Linked DNA regions of Homo sapiens: region 1 is linked to region 2. A link is an interaction called in ENCODE POLR2A ChIA-PET data of the cell type or tissue named here. Cell type or tissue: CD4-positive, alpha-beta T cell. All regions are shown on one strand. Each heading gives the region's core, and the rest is flanking DNA. Links, peaks and the distances in the headings are about the cores only. Region 1 overlaps KAT6B (lysine acetyltransferase 6B). Region 2 holds the start of LOC124902456 (a long non-coding RNA gene).

Region 1 (10,392 bases), core at 5,751-9,750, 810 kb before region 2:
GAAAACACATTTGACATGAAAAAAACAAAGACTGCAACAACCTAATCCTTCAGTTTCTGTTTAATGCACTCACTTGCCATTACTATATTTTAGACCTTACCCTTCATGGAAGGGGCCTGGCAGGCTTCGGAGAAGACAGGGCTGGGTTTACATTTCTGTCACACAATTTACTAACGATGTGATTTCTCTGAGCCTTGGTTTCTCCATCCGGTGATAAAAATATTTACCTTCAGAGGTTATAATGAGGATCAGCAGTAACGCGCGTAAAGCGCTTAGCATAGAACCTGGTGGACAGCAGGCTCTCGGATGTATTTGATAAAGCGTGGTCATACACTGTGAAGCATATAACCACGCCAGCATGTGCACATCATCATCGTAAAGTTTCCAATCCTCAAAGAAAAAAAAAAGACATTCCAACTTTGAACTGTAAGATATACTCACATGAAAGCTTGTTGTAGGTTCCTGGCACTCAATTTTAGGGTCTGCCCCCACTGCCAAATCCAGAAAGAATCAGGCTCTCAAGTTGAAGCTTAGGCCTAGGCAGATGACAGAACATTATGAGGAGGTGTCAGGCTGCTGTGGATCATGACTGTTAGACCAGGTGGCACCTAGCAAACAAAGGGCCAACGGAGGAGAGTAGATACTTGGATCAGAGACTATGAGTGGGATAGAATGAATGGATGGGGGTGCCGGGACTCGACCAGATGGCTAGGGATGGGGAGCAGGACATGACCCCACTGGAGATGGCAGGGTAGGCTCTGCTCTCAGCACCTTTGCACTGGCATATCTAAATAATTCAAGTCAGGGCTCAAACGCCTACCCTGCAGAACCATGCAGAGTGTAAACAAATGAAGATGGCTGCATGTACAGCGGAGGGGTGTGGGTAGGGGGCACTTGTGGCTAAGCAGAGAGCCCTGTACCCCTTCAGAGGGGCACCTGCCACCCAGCCTCAGCTAATGCTTGTCTTGTGAGAGTCAGTGCAAATGTGGGAGATCTGACTTTTCAGAAGTCTCCAATCTGGATTATAAAATCACTCGATTTTTAGGTCTTGGCAACAGATTGAAATTTCTTAAAATGCTGCAAAGGACAGACTAAAGCAACCCAATGGCCATCAGGTTGTAACCTGTGCCCTGAGTGGCCAGAGCAACCAAACAAAATGCCCGCTAGCTCAGCAGCAGCAATGCCACAGACTTCATACCCAGTGGACGGCAGGTGCTCAGCCCACCTGCCACATGCAGTTGTGTCTAGGCAAGGGACACTGCTTGGCATTTTAGTGCTGGACCTACTTGTATGTTTCTTACACTCTCTATGTAAGTGGTGTGGATAGACAGTCTGGCCAAAAAGCAAGGCATCACTCCTTGCTTCCTCTTGTCTATGTTCTTTGTTCTCATTGACTGGTTTCAGCCAAGTGTACACCATTCCCCCTACCTGGCTTCTCACAGCCGGTCATTTTCACTCTTTTTGAAAAGCGTTCCTTGTGGAGCTGTACTCGTGGGCTGTAATCAGCCCCTGGGGCCCTCTCCCATCCCATCACTACCCTGACTTGACCCTTTATAAAGAACTCCCCAGGCAACCTCAGTCACTCTTAAAATATCTCGGAGATAATCCAGTCCCTGGTCCTGCCCTGACAGCTGGGCAAACAGAGGCCCAGAGAAGACAAGTGAGGTGCCCAGGGTCACAGAGCTAATCAGAGGCAGCGCCATCAGGACACCTGCCTACCAGCGGGGATTCCTTCTGTCACCGAGGCCTCACAGAAGAGTCCTCTGCCCTTATTTTGAGCACCTGGTGACTTTGCTGTATAAGAGGTCACCGAATATCATGGAGGGCGAGTCATGCCAGCTGGTTATAGGATCTGAAAAAACTGAATTTGTCACTCTTCATCAGAAAAAGAAGTACTCACAAAATACTGTCACAGGAACCCCACTTGGGTTGCTTTAACTGCCCCCGATTCGGCATCCTCCGAGGTGAATTAGTGTGGTTTTAATTTAATGAAGTCTTCTAAGAAACTCCAGGGCAAATGCCACGAGGCGCTAAAGATCAGACTTTAGTATCACGCTCTCCTTTTGGCAGTCCATGGCCTGCTTCTGAAGGCATCTTAAAATATATTATGGATAAGGGAAGTATGAATAAATAAATGAAGCCTGCTTTCAAGCAGGAGGTTGATTCTCTGGTGCTTCTAATAAGCTTTAACCGACCAGATTTTCACTGTTTGGTTTTTGTTTTTGTTTTTTTGAGACGGAATCTCGCTCTGTCACCCAGGCTGGAGTGCAGTGGCGTGATCTCCACTCACTGCAACCTCCACCTCCCGGATTCAAGCGATTCTCCTCTTTCAGCCTCCCAGGTAGCTGGGAGGTGCCCACCACCACACCTGGTGAATTTTTGTATTTTTTAGTAGAGACAGGGTTTCACCATGTTGGCCAGTCTGGTCTCCAATTCCTGGCCTCAAGTGATCCACCCACCTCGGCTTCCCAAAGTGCTGGGATTAGAGGCATGAGCCACCACGCCCAGCCGATTTTCACTGTTGGAAGGGTCTCTTGCCCTATCTCCCTCCAGCCCCGGCAGTTCATAATACACCTTGCACCTTGTTTCTCAGAACTTCCACACACCTAGAACCTCTTGGGAAGAAGTAAGGGCTCTACCAGAATTTCTTTGCAAGTTACTAAGAAAGGCAGGTTCCCAGATAGTGCATGGGAGATGGGCAGAAAGCATCTCCTGAAAGCAAGGAAGGAGTCTGCTTAGCAAGGAGCACACCTGGCTGCGGGGCGGAGCGTGGTGCAGGGTAACAGTCTTAGCCTACGTCTGATTTTCGTGACAGAGGCCTACCTTCCAGTCACTCCTAAAAGCATGCAATTGAGGAGCAGTAGAGATTCTGGATTTGGGTTTCCTTTTCTTGAGATGCAGTCTTGCTCTGTCGCCCCGGCTGGAGTGTAGTGGCGCGATCTCAGCTCACTGCAACCTCTAACTCCTGGGTTCAAGCAATTCTCCTGCCTCCGCCTCCTGAGTAGCCGGGACTACAGGTGCACCACCACGACTGGCTAATTTTTGTGTAGAGATGGAGTTTTGCCATGTTGGCCAGGCTTTAACCACATGGGCTCCAGGTGCTCTGACTGTATGTGAGAACATAAGGACCTGCAAGCATAGGTATGCACTAGCTGCTGCTGTTCCTAAAGATGAACTGTGGTCAGGCATGCCTCAAGGGCTCTGACTGTAGTCATGAAGAAAAGTATCTCCAAGCATGAGAGGGGCGCTGATCTCTCCCACTGCAACAAGTGTGCTCTGGCCAGGGGGACCCTAGGAGCTCTGACAGAAGTTGGGAAATAAAAGCCCAACACAGGTATAGTGCTGGCCCCTGTGATGGTAAGAGATGTGCTCTGGCATGATGGGTCTCAGCTAATCTGACCACAAGAAGGAACAAAAGTGTTGCCTGGACCTTGATTCTTCTCAATAGGCCTGACTCCTCCAATAGTAACACATGTGCATTCACCCAGCTTGAACTCCCAACCTCAAGTGATCCGCCCACCTCAGCCTCCCAAAGTGCTGGGATTACAGGTGTGAGCCACCGCGCCCGGCCTCATGCCCTAGTCTTGGAAACAAAATTCAGCTCTTGGAACTCCTACCAGAGCTTAGTGTCCTCTGTCCCTCCTTTTCCCCTTTCTCTCCTGCTCCCTCCACCTCCCCCTCTCCTCCCACCCCCTCCATCTCCCTTCCAACTCTTTCTCCCCTCCCCTCTGCCACTTAACAGAATTCAGGCCCCCAAAAGGCTTAATGAACTACAGCTTTCATCTGTTTCAAGTACTGAGTCATGACAGAAAGAATTACCCTGTTTTCTGGGAGAGGAAGAAACGCTTTGGTTATCAGCAGGGCTGGCCAGAGGCCCGGCAGCCTCCAGAAAGGTCCGTGGGATTTGAATGCCAGGGGTGGACATTCATCCAGCTGGACACGTTCACACCCCAGGAGCGCGGTCATGCCAGGGAGAACCTGGGACCAGCCTCCCCCAGATCCGAAACAGCAATCAAGAAGTGGGTGCTTGCTTTCTGGCCATGGTGCTCAGGGGAAAGGCAGCCCAGCCACACTGTAGGAGCTCAGCAGCCATTCATTAGCACAAACAAATTGTGCTAAAATCGAGTTATTTACAGGGTTATTTGCCTTCTCAACAACCCTATGAAGAAGACACCGAGAGTGTCCCCGTTCTACAGAGGCAGCTGTGGGGCACAGTGCTGAGTCACTTTCTGTGGGCGAGAGGGTGACAGTCAGGATGGGAGTGGGCCCTACCTGTGCCCCCAACACCTGCCCCTCAGTGTGGGTTTTCTCCTCCCTGCTCCATCTGCAGGTAAGATCCTGGTTCACTGCGTCATGGGCCGCAGCCGGTCAGCCACCCTGGTCCTGGCCTACCTGATGATCCACAAGGACATGACCCTGGTGGACGCCATCCAGCAAGTGGCCAAGAACCGCTGCGTCCTCCCGAACCGGGGCTTTTTGAAGCAGCTCCGGGAGCTGGACAAGCAGCTGGTGCAGCAGAGGCGACGGTCCCAGCGCCAGGACGGTGAGGAGGAGGATGGCAGGGAGCTGTAGGCCCGACTCACAGGGCCAGCAGAGGCACTTGGGGACAGAGGGGAGAGGCAGAACATAGCCCTGGCCTAGGACTCCAGAGAAGGGATGGTGAAACCGAAGCTCGACTCTTCCAAACCATCTTGTTCAACTTCCCCATGTGTGCTGGGGACAGGGAGGACCCAGAGCTGCCCCCGGGCAGAGCTGAGCGCTCAGCCTCTCAGCAAAATGGGAGGGACGGGCTCCCCGGCTCTGGGTCACAGAGGAGCATGCCACGCTGCACCAAGTCTCCTGCTTTGGTTTTGTTTTTTTGGTGAGAAGGAAGAGGGAAAAGATTTTAAAATGTGTAGGCAGTATGTTGTGATTAAACGTTTGGCTTTGTCTGAAAGGAAAGTCATCTTCTTATAAAAAGTATTTTAAAATAGAAATTGCTTTTCCAACCACAGAACCGTACCAGGTGAGCAGTGTCACGGGAGTGCCTGCGTAGCTGTGGAGGCTCCTTCCCGGGCATCCTGCGTTTCTGTGGCATCCCTTGCACGCCGCTTGTCTTTTCAGCGGAACCCCTAGGCTCACGCCACCATCTCTAGATGTGCTCCTCCAGCAGGGTGGGGAGGGGTCCTGAACCTCTGTACAGAGGCCCCTGCTTTAGGCTTCCCCCACTTTCCCAAGGGACGCAGGGCTCCTCAGACTCTTAGCCAGGGCTGCCACTACTCAGAAAAATTCAATGAATTGTGGTGAGTTTGGACAAGTAGGAGTTTGACTTTCTAATTTTGGGGAAAAAAAGGGAGGAGACCCTCTCTAGCGGGGACCTCAGGGAGGCTCTTTTCACGTGGGTTCTAGTCAAAGCAACACGAGCTGCTTTTCAGTCATAGCAGAAAGTATTTGCAAATTGTTGTCTGCTGTGGAATGGGACGATGGGGCAGCCAGGTAAGCTCAGGTGTGGAGTTTGCCTCCCTGAGAGCTAAGCCAGGCACGATGGCTGCGTGATTTCCACTCTGAAGGAGAAAACGGCAGCAGACATGAAGCGGGTAGTGACAGCTTCCAGGGCCAGGAATCCCAAACCAGACAGAAACCAAAGAGAGTTGCTGCTGTTGGAGATGCCGGCCGTCAAGGACCAGGCATGGAAATGGCCTGGAGAAACCAGAATGTGATAAAGGCCTTCTAGGAAAAAACGAAAAGGGGCCCGGTTCTTCAGTTTGGTTGTAGTTTTCAGCAGAATGAAAGAGGAAGTTATTGATGGGTGGAGGAGAGAGTCCAGGGCCTCAGCAGAAGTGTAAGCCACCTGAGAGTCACCCTGTGACCTTTGGGGATATGCCCTGCTTTTGTGCCCCTGTGGCTAGGCCTGGCTTCCTGGGACTGCCCTGAGTCTGCTCTGAGAGTCGCCTTGGCCCAGGAGGAGCCAAGGCCCTCATGTTAACATGCACACAGGGCTTGGGGGGGCATTCCCCGGGGACTCCCTCATGGTAAGAGCACTGGTCTTCTAATACATTTTGAAACCTGAAACATTGCAAAGGGGTCGCAAAGCAAAAAGGCAGAGATGATACAGAAATAGAAATGTGCAGTGAACTGGTATGTCCTGGTGCTAAGACAGAGAAGGGGGACATGTTCCCTCTGAAAGCGCGACAGTCCTGAACTGGACAGAGATTGGGTGTATCAGTCACAACTCATGTGGCTGTGAGGGAGAGAGCAATACTGGGTGTATGACGACTACGGATGATGGAATTGCTTAGTGACTCATACTTGGGTGTGAGAGGACCATATTCCAGCTCTTGGGAAAGAGATGCAGGCCAAAAGGGATCCAGGGTCATAGTGGCCCCAACCTAGGCTTCCCCATCAGGATCCTGCTACCCCGGTCTGAACTCAGTTATTGCTTAGCTCTGATCTGTTCCATGTCCAGAGAGAAGCCAATATTTCTATTTTAATGAATATTTACATTTAGATGAATTCACATCAGGGAGGATAGAGTGTAGCTAGGTGCATTGTTGGTGTTTCCTGAGCACCCCACACCTTCCTCATGCTCTCATCTCTTTGTGGGACTCTGGGTCCTGCTGAAGGCAACAGAAGCTGAGAATGGCAAAGTTGCGGTTCTGGTCTCTTCTACATGACTCCTGGGAGCCAGAAGCAGGAGAAAGGAGGAACAGAAGTTTTTGCAAAAGTGTTTCAAGTCTTCAGAAATAAGATATGAAATATTTGTTTGGTCACCAAGTGTCTATTGAGAACCTACCACATGCCAAAACCTGGGTTAGGGGCCAACAGGAAAAATGAAAATGCACATTGTGATAGAGCACAATGCAGGAAATAGGCATGGAGGCAGAGAAAAGTGGGGAAAGGGGAGAAACCCTCTTTAGGCGGGGTGGTCAAGGAAGACCTCTCTTAGACTTGAAGGCACAAACCTTCCAAATGTGCCGGAGCATTCGAGGCTGAGGAACTGCCCATCAGTAAGGCTGGAGCTGGTGGCTGAGAGTGGGAGTGGAAGGAGAGGGGCAGAGGGACTTGATTCTATTCCAGGTACACAGAAGATTCACTGAAGGGTTTTAAGCCGGGGAATGGTATGATCTGTTTCAAGATCACTCTGGAAAGATCCTTTGGCTGAAGTATGGAGAACAGGTTGTAGGGAGTTAAGAAGCGAGGCAAGAGCAGTTAGGAGGCTGTTGACAGGAAAGGAAATGGGCTGGACTGACAGCACCAGGGGATTAGTATTCAAGATTATTTTGGAATTAACCCAGAAAACGGACGGGACCTCCCGAGATGGGGAGGGAAATGAGGGCTAACTGATCGAGGTTTCTCGGCAGTGCTTTAACACTGAGATGGGATGGACCAGAGCAGGAACGGAGGAGCGGTCGGAAATCACCAGTTCGGTTGTCATGCAGATGTACAAAAGGTGTCCCAGGTCATTTGACGTGGCATCTAAAGCTCAGAGGAATATTCACAACTGGGGATGTAATTCCGGGTGTCACCTGCAGAGAGGTGGAATTTGAAGTCATCATACTAGATGAGATGATGAGAGAAAACAGAGAGAACACTCCCGGCCTGAGTGTTGCAGAACATCAATGTTTATAGGTAAGCCTGGGTGGAGGAGGAAGGTCCAGGAAAGGGGATGGAGAAGGTAGAAGGAACGATGGAAACCTGGGTACAGAGAAATGGAAGGTGCTGCTTCATAATGTAACAGTACGTGTACTTTGAGTATCGAAGATTGATTGTAGACCAAGGCTTGCTCGCAGCCACAAAGGGATCTGTATTTATATAGCACTTAACAGTTTTTACAGCAACATGTATTCATTAGCCAAGCCTTTAAATCAGAGAGGTGACAAATTAGGGCCTTTCAGAATACAGTGTCCTAGAAAAAAAGAGCTGGGATTTGGAAAGACCTGGGTTTGTTTCAGCTCACACATTTTAGCTGGGTGAGTTTGGGTAATTAATGTAGCTTAATCTGAGCCTCAACATCCTGATCTGTACATTGGAAAGAATGGCCCCATTTCCTGCACAGGGTGGGTGTGTGGGAGGAGTTTGTGAAAGCTTTGTGACGATATTGTGAGTCATTACTTCTAAAATAGAATGTTGGTGAGGAAGGTGGATGCCCTCCCACCTGGCGTAGGCACCACTTGCAACTATTAAAACGTGAGGCTGGCAACTGACCACCACTTGGTACGACTCTTACAAATAATAGAACACAGTTAGGGTTTAAATGATGTGGCCTGTTAATGAATCTCAATCGAATGAATTCAGCTTTGATGAATCCAAGTTCCTGTTTCGCCAAATCCTTGGCGTCACATTCAGATGTGAACTGATTTCTCTAGTGAGAGTGGGTGAGGTGGAGGGCAGGGTGTTCTGAGGCCATCTCAGATCAGCAGTTTCCTTCCTATGCTAAGCCTTTCTGTTCCATCAAGGAATGTTGGGACTGGGGCCAGCACGGAAGCTCCTAGTCCTAGCTATGCTGCAGTCCTTAAGGAGCCTGGGCAACCGAGGTGTCCCTGGGACTGTTCTAAGATTAGGGTTTGGCAGGTCTGGGGCAATGATTGGGACTCTTCCACAAGCTCCTTTAGAGGGCTGTTAGGCTGGCAGGGTATGGGAACTCAGACATCGCACAAACCACAAGGTGTGATTAGCAGGTCATGGCCAAAGGGAACACAGAGGGGAATCTCAGCCCCCAGAGAATCTTAACCCAAGAGGAAAGAGACAAAATATGTGACAGGTCGGAGCCCGTTCGGGGCTCTGCTTCCCGATCAGATTGCTTCCAGGCCCCAACCCCACCTCCAGGGCTCGGGCAGCCTCTTGCCCGATGTGTGGCCCACTGGGCTGCCCAGTCCTTGGCCACTCCTGAATGGACGCAGTGTTCGATTTGTGCAGGCATAGACCACCACTTCCTACTCTGAGGATGGCTGATAGGTTTCTTTTCCTATTAGCACAGCAGCTTAAATGGATCTTTTCCCTTTGTGCTGACGGCCCTTCAGACGTGTCTTCTTGAAAGCCCTCCCTCAGCTGTTACATATATTACCCCCATTGACTTTGCAGTTGAGGAAGGAAGGGACTAAAAGATAAAATTGTGACACTAAACCCAATACACTTTGTAACTGTGAAAGAAAATAACGATAAGGGTGAGAGTACAAGGCAGAACTCCACTGGGCACCCTCTGTCTGCACAAGGCCTTTTATTCTGGTGTGTACGCTCTATCCTGCCCTTGCACGATTTTGGGTCCACTTTAAGGCTTATGTCTATGCTTTGTAAAACATCTAATTTTTGTGTGTGTGTGTTGAATCAACAGTGCAAAAGCAACTTTTTTCCTCCACAGGGTAGTGACCTGCTTAACAGAGGAGTTGCGAGCACACGTGTTCAGACACCTGGAGAGCTTAACGGGCTAGTTTCACACGGGTGCTAGGTCAAGCATTCATTTCTAGACTTGTTGCTCAAATAACCAAATTCAAGCAACACTCAGAACTTTCTCTGAACGCTATACTTGTGAATATTCACTTTTGGCAGGGGGTCTAAACTTTAGACTCTAAAGAAAACATACAATTAATCATTCACAACAGAGCAAAACGTTCACACTTTTTAAAAAGAAAATGATTTTTCAAACATACAATCCCAAATTGGGTGCTTTTTTTGGTATGAATCTTTATAAAAAGGAAGTTTGCTACCCTGGTGCGAGGCTTGGAGGGATGTTTCTACAGACTGTGCGAGTGAGGCAGCTGGATATTTGTGCGGGATCTCTTTGCAAATGAAGATCAAAGTCCAAAAGAAAAAAACAATTTCACTTTATTTTAAAGACAATGATTGGCATACAGAAGGTATGCACTCGCATAAAATAAACTTTCATGAAAAGCATTAAAATCCATTATAAATTAATTTATTAAATAGGTATTTGGTATATGTGATGGTTTTATTAGATATTACTCTTATTTATTGCCAACCCCTCCCCCAAAGTCAAAACAAATCAGAAAATCCCATAACTCCAATTTACACTAAATAATTTATTTTCCCAAAATGTGTATGTGTTCTGAGGCGTGACACATGATACAGTTCCATTGGTCATTCTCTATCAATCATAATATGACAGGACACAAGAGGCTAAAAATGGCTCATCATAATTTATTTTATGTTAAAATGTACAGCTTTTTTTTGTTTGTTTTTTGTTTTTTTGAAGTGACTGACTAAAAAGAGAACAGATAAATACAAGAGTGTCGCTGGATCCTATTTTATACAAGGATTACGCCTCTCCTGCTTGGCCCTTACTGTCACCCTGTACAGGTACAAAGGCTACAAAAAAGGAAGCAATATAAACAGACACAAATAACTTTTTTGCTTTTTTACATGCGATTTGTAAGCTTAGTTTGAGCTATTCACAAG
Region 2 (10,392 bases), core at 4,151-8,150:
TAAAATGGGAATGATTACAATATCTGCTTCACAGAGTTGCTGTGGGGATTAAATTAGATCACAAAATAATTAAAACAATGCCCTTCTTCCTTGTTCTTTAACATGTATTATTTAATTGTTCAACACTTTCCAAAAAGAAATCAACATAGAGTTTTCAAGGTTAGATTGGCTGCTAATAAATACTAAAAGTTCACTCAAGACCCCCAAGTCTATATCATTCCCAAAAGGTCTGACTCAACCCTTAAGGGGAAATAGTGTTGGCATAACTCTTACATTAAAATCTGCCATAGCTACATTCTCAAAATATTTCTGTTTGTTGTAGACCAAGAAGAAAGAGAATTCATCACACCAGCAGTTTCTCTCTCCATTCTGTTACCCTCAATAAATTTCATCCCATAAATATATCTTGTCAAGTAAATTGCAGTTAAGGATCAATGAACTACACTTTGACTAAAGTGCTCTGAATAAAGTTTCTAGGAAACACCTTATCCTTCCCCCTAAAAATTGACAGGAAAGATCATTATCCTTTTTTGTTATTGTTGAAGAGTTTTATGCTAGAAATTCAGAAGCTATACCCAGAGGGATCACTGAACAGACTAAAAGAGAAGTAGGTAATGAAAGAAATCATTTGTTTAATGGACAATGACAGAAAAGCACTAATCTAAACCCAAAATGATATCGGAGGAACTTAAGTTTGGAAGACTAAGTGATTAAACAAAGTTAAGGTATTAAACTATGTCAAGAAGGAGTACACTTCCCCTAATTTCCTCTCCTATATGGTTTCAGCTTAAGATATGTCACAAGAGAAATTTGCAAAAAATTTAGGGGATGCAATTGAAGCAGTAGCCATTACATTCCAAAGGCAGTCATTGGTTAGAGGCAGGAAGGACAGACACAAAGGTATGGGCAGAACTGTAATCTGTCCTTACTCATCCCCACTCTACCTTACGTCCACAACTACCAGGACCAAGCCTATCACCAGATTTTTCACTAAAGGCCCATAAAGGTGGTAGTTGCAAAGAGCCCACAACACACGAACCTCCTTCACAGTTTCCCTATTAACAGAACACGCAATTCATTAACCTACATCAAAAGGCAGTTTAGCGATTTTTCTCTCACATTTTAGGGACCTTAATATCCCCAGTTTTTCTCATGATTGAATAAGATTTAATTCCTGTAATAAATTTCTTAATATCATAGTGGCATTGAATTCTAACTAATACCCCAAGACTACAGCCTATGGCAAAACTCATACATAAACTAAGTTTCTTCTAATGCTAAGTCCAGGGCACCATATAGTGCTTCATAAGTAGAAGGTAGCAATTTAAATTAATTCTTTAAGGATTTTAAGATTTTACCACCAATAACACACATTTTTCATTCACCTATCGTTCATGAATATAAGACCATGTTTAATCACAAAATTATTCCTTATAGGCCAGACGCGGTGGCTTACGCCTGTAATCTCAGCACTTTGGGAGGGCAAGGCGGGTGGATCACGAGGTCAGGAGTTCGAGACTAGCCTCACCAACACAGTGAAACCCTGCCTCTACTAAAAATAGAAAAATCAGCCGGGTGTGGCGGCGTGCGCCTATAGTCCCAGCTACTTGGGAAGCTGAGGCAGGAGAATGGCGTGAACCCGGGAGGTGGAGCTTGCAGTGAGCTAAGATTGTGCCACTGCACTTCAGCCTGGGTGACAGAGCAAGACTCCGTCTCAAAAAAAAATTTTTTTTTTAAATCCTTATAATGAGTTACCTTCCTTGATGACAGTGTTAATTATTTTCTGTTTGTTTTTTTTTGGGGGGGGGGGGTGCGGGGGGGTTGTTTGTTTGTTTTTTGAGACGGGTTCTCACTCTATTGCCCAGGCTGGAGTGCAGTTGTGCAATCTTTGCTCACTGCAGCCTCAACTTCCTGGGCTCAAGCAATCCTCTCACCTCAGCCTCCTGAGTAGCTGGGACTGCAGGTGAGTGCCACCATGCCCAGCTAATTTTTTTTATACTTTTAGTAGAGACAGGGTTTCGCCACGTTGCCAAGGCTGGTTTCAAACTCCTGAGCTCAACTGATCTACCTGCCTCAGCCTCCCAAAATGCTGGGACTACAGGCGTGAGCTACCACACTCGGCCAATTATTTTCTTTTAAGCAACAAAATATTTAAGCAAATCTTTCCGAAGTTTTATAATCCAGGTATAAAAATTTCATAGAAGTTATGAGATCCTAGAATTTTACAGTAAGATCACAATTAAAAGTTCAGCAAAAGAGGTGAACTCAGATCTCAATTGGTTGAGAATCATTTGTAGATTATGTATAAGCCTGAAATGATCTCAATCAACTCTAGTTTTGGATCCTTACGGAAGTAACCTGACCACCTGACCATATCAGTAAAAGAAAAAAAAAAAGACAAACAAAAAAAAGCAGCAAAGAAATCTAACACAGATTTAGTACTTACTCCTGGAGATGCAGCCTTATAAGCACAAACGGTAACTCTTATTACAATGAACTATTTAAACCTTAGTTTAAAAAGCAATACAGTGAAAAGGTTACCTTACAAGTATTATGACTACATACAAAAATAAACTTTAAAAAAAACTTTTCTTGGCCAGGCATGGTGGCTCACACCTGTAATCCCAGCCCTTTGGGAGGCCAAGGCAGACATATCACTTGAGCCCAGGAGCTCAAGACCAGCCTGGACAACATGGCAAGACCCCATCTCAACAAAAAATACAAAAATTAGCCAGGTGTGGTGGTGCACAGTGGTAGTCCCAGATACTCAGGAGGCTGATGGGAGGATTGCTTAAGCCCACAAGGTCAAGGCTGCAGTGAGTCATGATCACGCCACTGCACTCCAACCTGGGCAACAGAGTTAGATCTTGTCTCAAAAAAAAAACAAAAAAAAAACTTTTCTTACATGAGAGGCATTTATAGCTCAGGATAAAATTTCCAGCGAAAATATCATACATAGAAAGAGGCTGATGTGTTCTAGAGAAAAGGGCTCCAATGATGACAAAGTTGCTAATGATGAAGATTCTGAATAAGACTGTTCAAAGAAATGGGAAGGAAAAAGAAAAAACTAATTCTATTTAATATGTGGTTGTAAAATGTATACATTTGACTTACTTCATGAGCACACCTAAGAGCTTTTGTATCAAGCTGACCAAATAGCTTTGTGTTGCATCCTCTCCTTAGAAGAATGTAAAGTGCCTTGTATTTGGAAGTAATTAATTCTTTTCAACTCACTCAATATTGGTTATAGGTCTGAAGTGATTTCCAAAACCAAAACACAATACTGTGAAACTGATTTAATTAACTAATGAGTTCTCTGTGATCCGTTACCAAGTCTTGCAATGGATATTAATCCCTTTAAAAAAAAAAATTACTGGCGGCCAGGCGCGGTGGCTCACGCCTATAATCCCAGCACTTTGGGAGGCTGAGGCAGGCGGATCACCTGAGGTCAGGAGTTTGAGACCAGCCTGACCAATATGGTGAAACCCTGTCTCTACTAAAAATATAAAAATTAGCCAGACGTGGTGGCAGGCACCTGTAGTCCCAGCTACTCAGGAGGCTGAGGCAGGGGAATCACTTGAACCTGGGAGGCGGAGATTGCAGTGAGCCAAGATCGCGCCACTGTACTCCAGCCTGGCAACAGAGTGAGACTCCGTCTCAAAAAAAAAAAAAAAAGTTACTGGCTGGGTGCAGTAGATCATGCCTGTAATCATAACACTTTGGGAGCAGAGGCAGGAGGACTGCTTGAGGTCAGGAGTTTGAGACCAACCTGAGCAACATAAGGAGACCTCATCTCTAAAAACAAGACTGTAGTGAGCCATGATCATGCAACTGTTTTCTAGCCTGGGTGACAAAGCGAGACCCTGTTTCAAAAAAAAAAAAAAGACTATATACTTAGAGAACTGCTTGGTGTGACAAAAACAGCACTTAAATGGGACTCAGGAGACTTGGTTTCTGGTCTAGTACTGTCCTTAAGTAGCAATGTAAACTATAGCAAGTCATTTTATCAATGTTACTCTCACCTTATTCATGATAAAATACGGATATTGGTTCAAGGGTTCATTTCTAGAATCAAAATACTATAATTTTAAAGATACAAAAAAAACCGGGCCCTGAGAATAGGATCATAAAAATGTTTATGATATTTTTAAAACTGTACCTTATTTATGAACACTAAAAAAAAATAAGCATTTAACCTTGCTGTCGGTCCTAGCTTATTTCAATTTTGACTTTTTGCTTCACAGGATTTTTTTCTATTAGCTTTACAGATATCCAGTTCTTAGCTCATTCTTACCAAAAAAAAAAAAAAAAAAGATTCTTTTAACAGGGTCTCATTCTGTCACCCAGGCTGGAGCACAGTGGCACGGATCATAGCTCACTGCAGCCTGGACCTCCTGGTCTCAAGCAATCCTCCCACCTCAGTCTCCCAAGTAGCTGGGACTACAGGCAGGCACCACCACATCCGGCTACTTTTGTTAACTTTTTGTAGAGACAAGAGTCTCACTATATTGTCCAGGCTGGTCTCCAACTCGTAGACTCAAGCAATCCTCCTGCCTCAGCCTCCCAAAGTGCTGGGATTATAGGCACAAGCCCAGTCTATGATCTTGATGATTTCAAAGAACTGCTAAGTCACAGCATTAACAATTAATTTAAGAGCATACCAGACCGGGCGCGGTGGCTCACGCCCGTAATCCCAGCACTTTGGGAGGCCAAGACGGGCAGATCACGAGGTCAGGAGATCAAGACCATCCTGGCTAACACGGCAAAACCCTTTCTCTACTAGGAATACAAAAAATTAGCCGGGCGTGGTGGTGGGCGCCTGTAGTCCCAGCTACTCTGGAGGCTGAGGCAGGAGAATGGCGTGAACCCAGGAGGCGGAGCTTGCAGTGAGCCGAGATCACGCCACTGCACTCCAGCCTGGGCGACAGAGCGAGACTCCATCTCACCAAAAAAAAAAAAAAAAAAAAAGCATACCAGATGTTATTGTCTCTAACTTCCCTGACATATCCCTACACATTCCATTTAAATACTTATAACTTTCCTGCTGGTTTGGAAATTGACCTATTCACTAAGAAATTACATTTTTACACTGCACCAAAGATCATATCCTGAGCACGTCCTAATACCCTTGAAGGTTCATGCCTATTGCATAATTTATTTATTTTCTTCCATCTCATCATAATCGTAAATTGGCAAGCATTTAAATATCACAATATAATTAACTTTTATAAGACAACATTTAAAAATTTAAGGGGTTATTCTGACAAAATAATTTAATTTTTGACATTAAAAAATCATAATGGAATTCATTCACTATCAGAAGGGAAAATACACTTCATATTTAGAACAGTATACACTGCTTACAAAAGTTCACTGTTTACCTTGGTAGCTATCTTAAAAAGCCAAGTAAATAAATGTGAATCCCTTTTAAAGAGATTTTCCCCTTGCCTTATAGCAAACAAAAAAAAAATCTTCAGATACCAGGTTACTCTGTGTTAAGTAGTATGGATACTTCTGAATTTATTTATATTTGCATTTGGAATTCACCCCTAACTCCAGACAACTTTTAACTTTCCTTACCTAAATCTATATGATCAGATCTCATAATCCAAGGTAATACAAAATTTATATATTCATAAAATAGATATTCATGGAAACAAAATGGTTCTATTTTCAATAACTGCAGATGTGTCCAAAGATTTTGAAAAGCCACTATTGGAGAGTAAGATTCCATTTATAAATAAAATCAGTATCTTTTACTTTTTCTTAAACCGCTTTATTGAAGTATAATTGACATATAAAAAGCTGCACACTATCTTTTCTTTAATGCCTAGCACAATGGAAAGTAGGTGAAAAAATACTTAGTAAAATAGTGATGTTTTCCTAATTTATTTTAAATTATTCCATTTACAAAACTAAAACTGAAAAAAACTAGAAAGCTAATGAAACCAGTTGATTACTGGATCATGTATAGAACAAACTATAAATCCTATAGTTTTAGATAAATCACATCACAACTTGAATTGCTCAGCTTTCTCTACTTAAAATCATCCCCCAAGGTCTTCAGTATGTAGAATAATGAAAAACAGGAAGTTGAGAAAAACCACTTTGCTTAGAAAAACAAGTGTCACTGCTGACCAATATTTCCCTGTTTTCCCATGCCAATCTTCCTCAGACAGAGAAACAAGTATACTCGTGAAGCATCAGTGACTAAGTGTATATGAAATCTGAATCACAAAATTTCAGGAACTAAAAATGTTTTAATGAAAACATACTTAATATTCATTAATATCAAGATAATTAGAACTATCATTGTACTCTCTTATTGGTATTCTTTTTTTATTTTTTTAAAGGCAAGGTCTCACTCTGCTGTCCAGTCCAGAGCTCAGTGGAATGATCATGGTTCACTGCAGCCTTGATCTCCTAGGCCCAAGAGATCTACCTGCCTCAGCTTCCTGAGCAGCTGGGACTGCAGGCACACACCACCTCATCAGGCTAATTTTTTTTTCTTTTTTTTGAGACAGAGTCTCGCCCTGTCACCCAGGCTGGAGTGCAGTAGCGTGATCTTGGCTCACTGCAACTTTTCCTCCCAGATTCAAGCAATTCTCCTGCCTCAGCCTCCTGAGTAGCTGGGATTACAGGCACCCACAACCATGCCTGGCTAATTTTTGTATTTTTAGTAGAGACAGGGTTTCACCATCTTGGCCAGGCTGGTCTTGAACTCCTGACCTCAGGTGATCCACCCACCTCGGCCTCCCAAAGTGCTGGGATTACAGGCGTGAGCCACCGTGCCCGGCCTTTTTTAAGTTTTTCGTAGAGATGGGGTCTCACTATGTTTCCCAGGCTGGTCTTGTACTGCTGGCCTCAAGCAATCCTTCCACCTCAGCCTCTCAAAGTGTTGGGATTACACATGTGAACCACCATGCCAGGCCACTCTTTATTTATTAATATCAAGATAATTAGAGCTATCACTGTACTCTCTTATTGGTACTCTTATAGAATTAGGGTTAATTTTCAAAGAGCAGGTCAATGTGATGGTGCCAACACATTTTTACAATTTTATAATTAATCAAGCTTTAACAGACTGAAATTAAGAAGTTGTAATAATGTTTTATGAGAATAAAGCATGGAATTACTGATTAGATAAAATTTTGTTTTATATCCATATCTCTTATATTGTTTAAAGCTTAGTCTTGAACACAAAAAGATTTTTTTGTTTTTAATACAGCAGGTGAGTTGTTATACACTCCTTAGCAGACTCTGACTTCCATGACCACCACCCTACCAAGATTTTGGCTATTTGAGTTGCAAAGACACAAATGAGATTATTTATAAACAGCTTTCATAATTCATGAAATTCATTAATTCAATAACTGTTTTAATTTTTTAAAATTAATACTCTGCTTTTATGGTGCCATATTCAACTGAAAGTTTTCTTTGGTATGTAGGTCAAAAACTACAAGGAAGAGAGCCAGCAGCCAAAAATATCAAGACCATCAATAATGACAAATCAAACAAGTGGCAATACTTAGCAATAATAGAACAAATAAACAACAGAATGTTAATCTGCAAAAATGAAAAGGAATTAACTGATATATGCAACAACACTGATGAATTTCAAAAACACAGGGAGTGACAGAAGCCTTATACAAAATAGGACATATATATGACTCAGTTTATAAGAAATTTTAGAACAGGTGAAACTAAAAAAAAAAAACTTTGAAATATAAAACTCTAGTTAATGGTATATGTGTTGAAATATTTAGAGAGAAGCATATTGATGTCTACAATTTACTTCGAAATGCATCCAAAAAACAGATGAAGTAATGCACGAACAGAAGAATAAATAGATAAAACAAGTGCAGTAATATGTTAATGATAAAACCTTGGTGGTAAATATATGGGTGAACACATAACATATGTTTAAAACTTTTCGTAATAAAATGTAGGGGCTGGGCACGGTGGCTCAAGCCTGTGATAATCCCAGCACTTTGGGAGGCTGAGGTGGGTGGATCGCTTGAGGTCAGGAATTCAAGACCAGCCTGGCCAACATGGCGAAACCCCATCTCTACTAAAATATAAAAATTAGCTGGGCATGGTGGCGGGTGCCTGTAATCCCTGCTACTCAGGACGCTGAGGCAGGAGAATCGCTTGAACCCAGGAAGCAGAGGTTGCAGTGAGCCAAGATCATGCCACCACACTCCAGCCTAGGTGACGGAGCAAGAGTCTGTCTCAAAAAAACAAAAAAAAAGGTAAGAAAAAAGTATCAGTTCGCCAAGTTATACCCATAGAGATGAATTATATCTTGGACAGTTAAAAAAACTTTCAAATGAATTAAAACATTAAAATGGGTTACATATTAAATAACATATTCTTTAAAAGCAGATTTCTGGTATTTTTAATATTGGTCATAGTCTAAGGACTAAAGGAACTTTTAAGGCTCACCAACTACTTAATTCCCAAAGCAAAAGAAGCTCTGTTACCAGACCTATAAATAATAACCAACCAATGCTACAGTAACAATCACCGGCCCTCACTGACTATACTAGGAAATAAAGAAAGAGCAAAAAAATTTCTTGACAATATATATATTTGAGAACCCACTATGGAGATTATACTCAAATAAGGATAGGCCAAATATAAAAATACTGATGAAAGGTTAGCATAATAGTGGAATGTGTAAACGGTAAGAACGCATAAGAAAATCCTTTCCCTGAACATTGGTCCTGCCATTTTATAATTAACAATTTATGTTACCTTAAATAGGAGAGAAGAAAATAATTTACAAAAGGTTCAAGACAGTTTTTAAAAAGCAGTTTAAAAGTACTTGGAAAAAAATTATTACTTAATCTCAAGAAGAAAATAATAGTCTTGAAGTCCTCTACGAAAAAAAATTACTGTCCCTATAAATGAGTACAAGTGAAGGTTACATTAAACTAAACCAAGAGCGACCTGAGTTAGATGTGAAAATAAAATGTCTTCAGCCAGGCATAGTGGCTCACACCTGTAATCCCAGCACTTTGGGAGGCCAAGGCAGGCAGATCACCTGAGGTCAGGAGTCTGAGACCAGCCTGGCCAACATGGCAAAACCCCATCTCTACTTAAAATACAAAATTTAGCCAGGCATGGTGGCGGGCACCTGTAATCCCAGCTACCTGGGAGGCTAAGGCAGGGGAATTGCTTGAACCCAGGAATGAGAGGTTGCAATGAGCCGAGATTGCGCCTCCAGCCTGGGCAGCAGAACAAGACTCTGTTTCAAAAAAATAAAAATAAAATAAAGTGTTTTACCTTGTACCAAACAATTGACATTTACTTTTGCATAAACCAGTGACAGAAACAAAATTATATTTGTCTATCATTACCATGAAGGTGGGTGATCCACCGGAGTAAGACCCAAAAATTAAGAGTGACAATTTATTTTTATTTTTTACTTTTTTCTGGTAGAGCAGTCAGAAAGAAAATAGGAACAATTTAATATTTTATCTGGAAAGAGAAAATAGCATGACATATTTCCCAGTAAGACTTTAGTCTAGATGATGGAATACAACACTACATCTTTTAATGTGAATACAGGAGAAATTATGTCCTGTGTAAACTTTATGTAGTGTAAATTATATAGTGTAGGTTATCATAATTGTTAGGATTAAGGTCATAGTGTTAATTATACTTTGTCATTATATAATTTTGAAAATCAGATAATTTACATATACATATATCAAGTTCATAGACAGAGTAAACTATTTACAACCAATGGTTTAATGCACTTACAGTTCCTTGTGTTTGTCTTCAGCCAAGATTTGGTCATTTGGTTTCAGAGAATACCTGTATAACAGAAACGAAAATTACACTCTTCATACACACACAGTGTCAACGTAAGTTAGCTGACCTCTTCAAAACAAGCACTCCAACACTGTTATAGGTCTCTGACTTAATTGATAAAACACCAAGAATGCCCAAGTAGACGGTTTTTTGCTGTTCTATTAGTCATTTCCAGGAACACCACTCCAGGAACTGAAAGGAGATCACCTTAACAATGCTTTGAAGATCTTCAATATTCTTCTGTAGTGAATCATCTGTAATGTCACACTTATTCAGCAGTTCAAAACTGATGGAACAACTACAACGTTAAGTATTTTGGACTTCACAAATAATATGTAAATCATTCATTAAATATATAGTAATCATATACTGTGAACCAGGCTATGTACTAAGTAGCATGACACAGGAGGGAAAGAAAAGCTTTGGAGGGTTTGTGTGTTTTTTGTTTGTTTGTTTATTTGTTGAGATAGAGTCTCACTCTGTCACCAAGGCTGGAGTGCAGTGGCACGATCTTGACTCAGTGCAACCTGTTCAAGCGATTCTCCTGTCTCAGCCTCCCCAGAAGCTGGGATT

What was found. Peaks named below come from ENCODE experiments on the same cell type or tissue, not always from the same donor. Only the 100,000 strongest peaks of a DNase experiment are listed, where the experiment ranks them.
Region 1: POLR2A ChIA-PET joins it to region 2 with 5 read pairs; 2 of 35 experiments call an interaction of 5 or more read pairs at or near these places.

The regions. Positions count from the first base shown.
Region 1 is chr10:75,032,016-75,042,407 of GRCh38, reverse strand. KAT6B (lysine acetyltransferase 6B) reads right to left here. Exons shown (of 18, transcript NM_012330.4): 18 at 9,784-10,392. DUSP29 (dual specificity phosphatase 29) reads left to right here. Exons shown (of 4, transcript NM_001003892.3): 4 at 4,331-4,936. The coding sequence ends at 4,572. Among named protein-coding and RNA genes, the nearest start is that of SNORD172, 15 kb to the right of the region's middle. RefSeq lists enhancers at 6,089-6,248, 9,114-9,163. In CD4-positive, alpha-beta T cell, for the core only: no CTCF peak of the experiment used is centred there; no DNase peak of the experiment used is centred there.
Region 2 is chr10:74,223,968-74,234,359 of GRCh38, reverse strand. It overlaps ADK (adenosine kinase), which reads right to left. Exons shown (of 11, transcript NM_006721.4): 3 at 9,769-9,822. It overlaps LOC124902456 (a long non-coding RNA gene), which reads right to left and starts at 4,294. Exons shown (of 2, transcript XR_007062198.1): 1 at 1-4,294. RefSeq lists an enhancer at 6,374-6,423. In CD4-positive, alpha-beta T cell, for the core only: no CTCF peak of the experiment used is centred there; DNase peaks (open chromatin) are centred at 6,149 and 6,469; H3K27ac peaks cover 1,301 bases.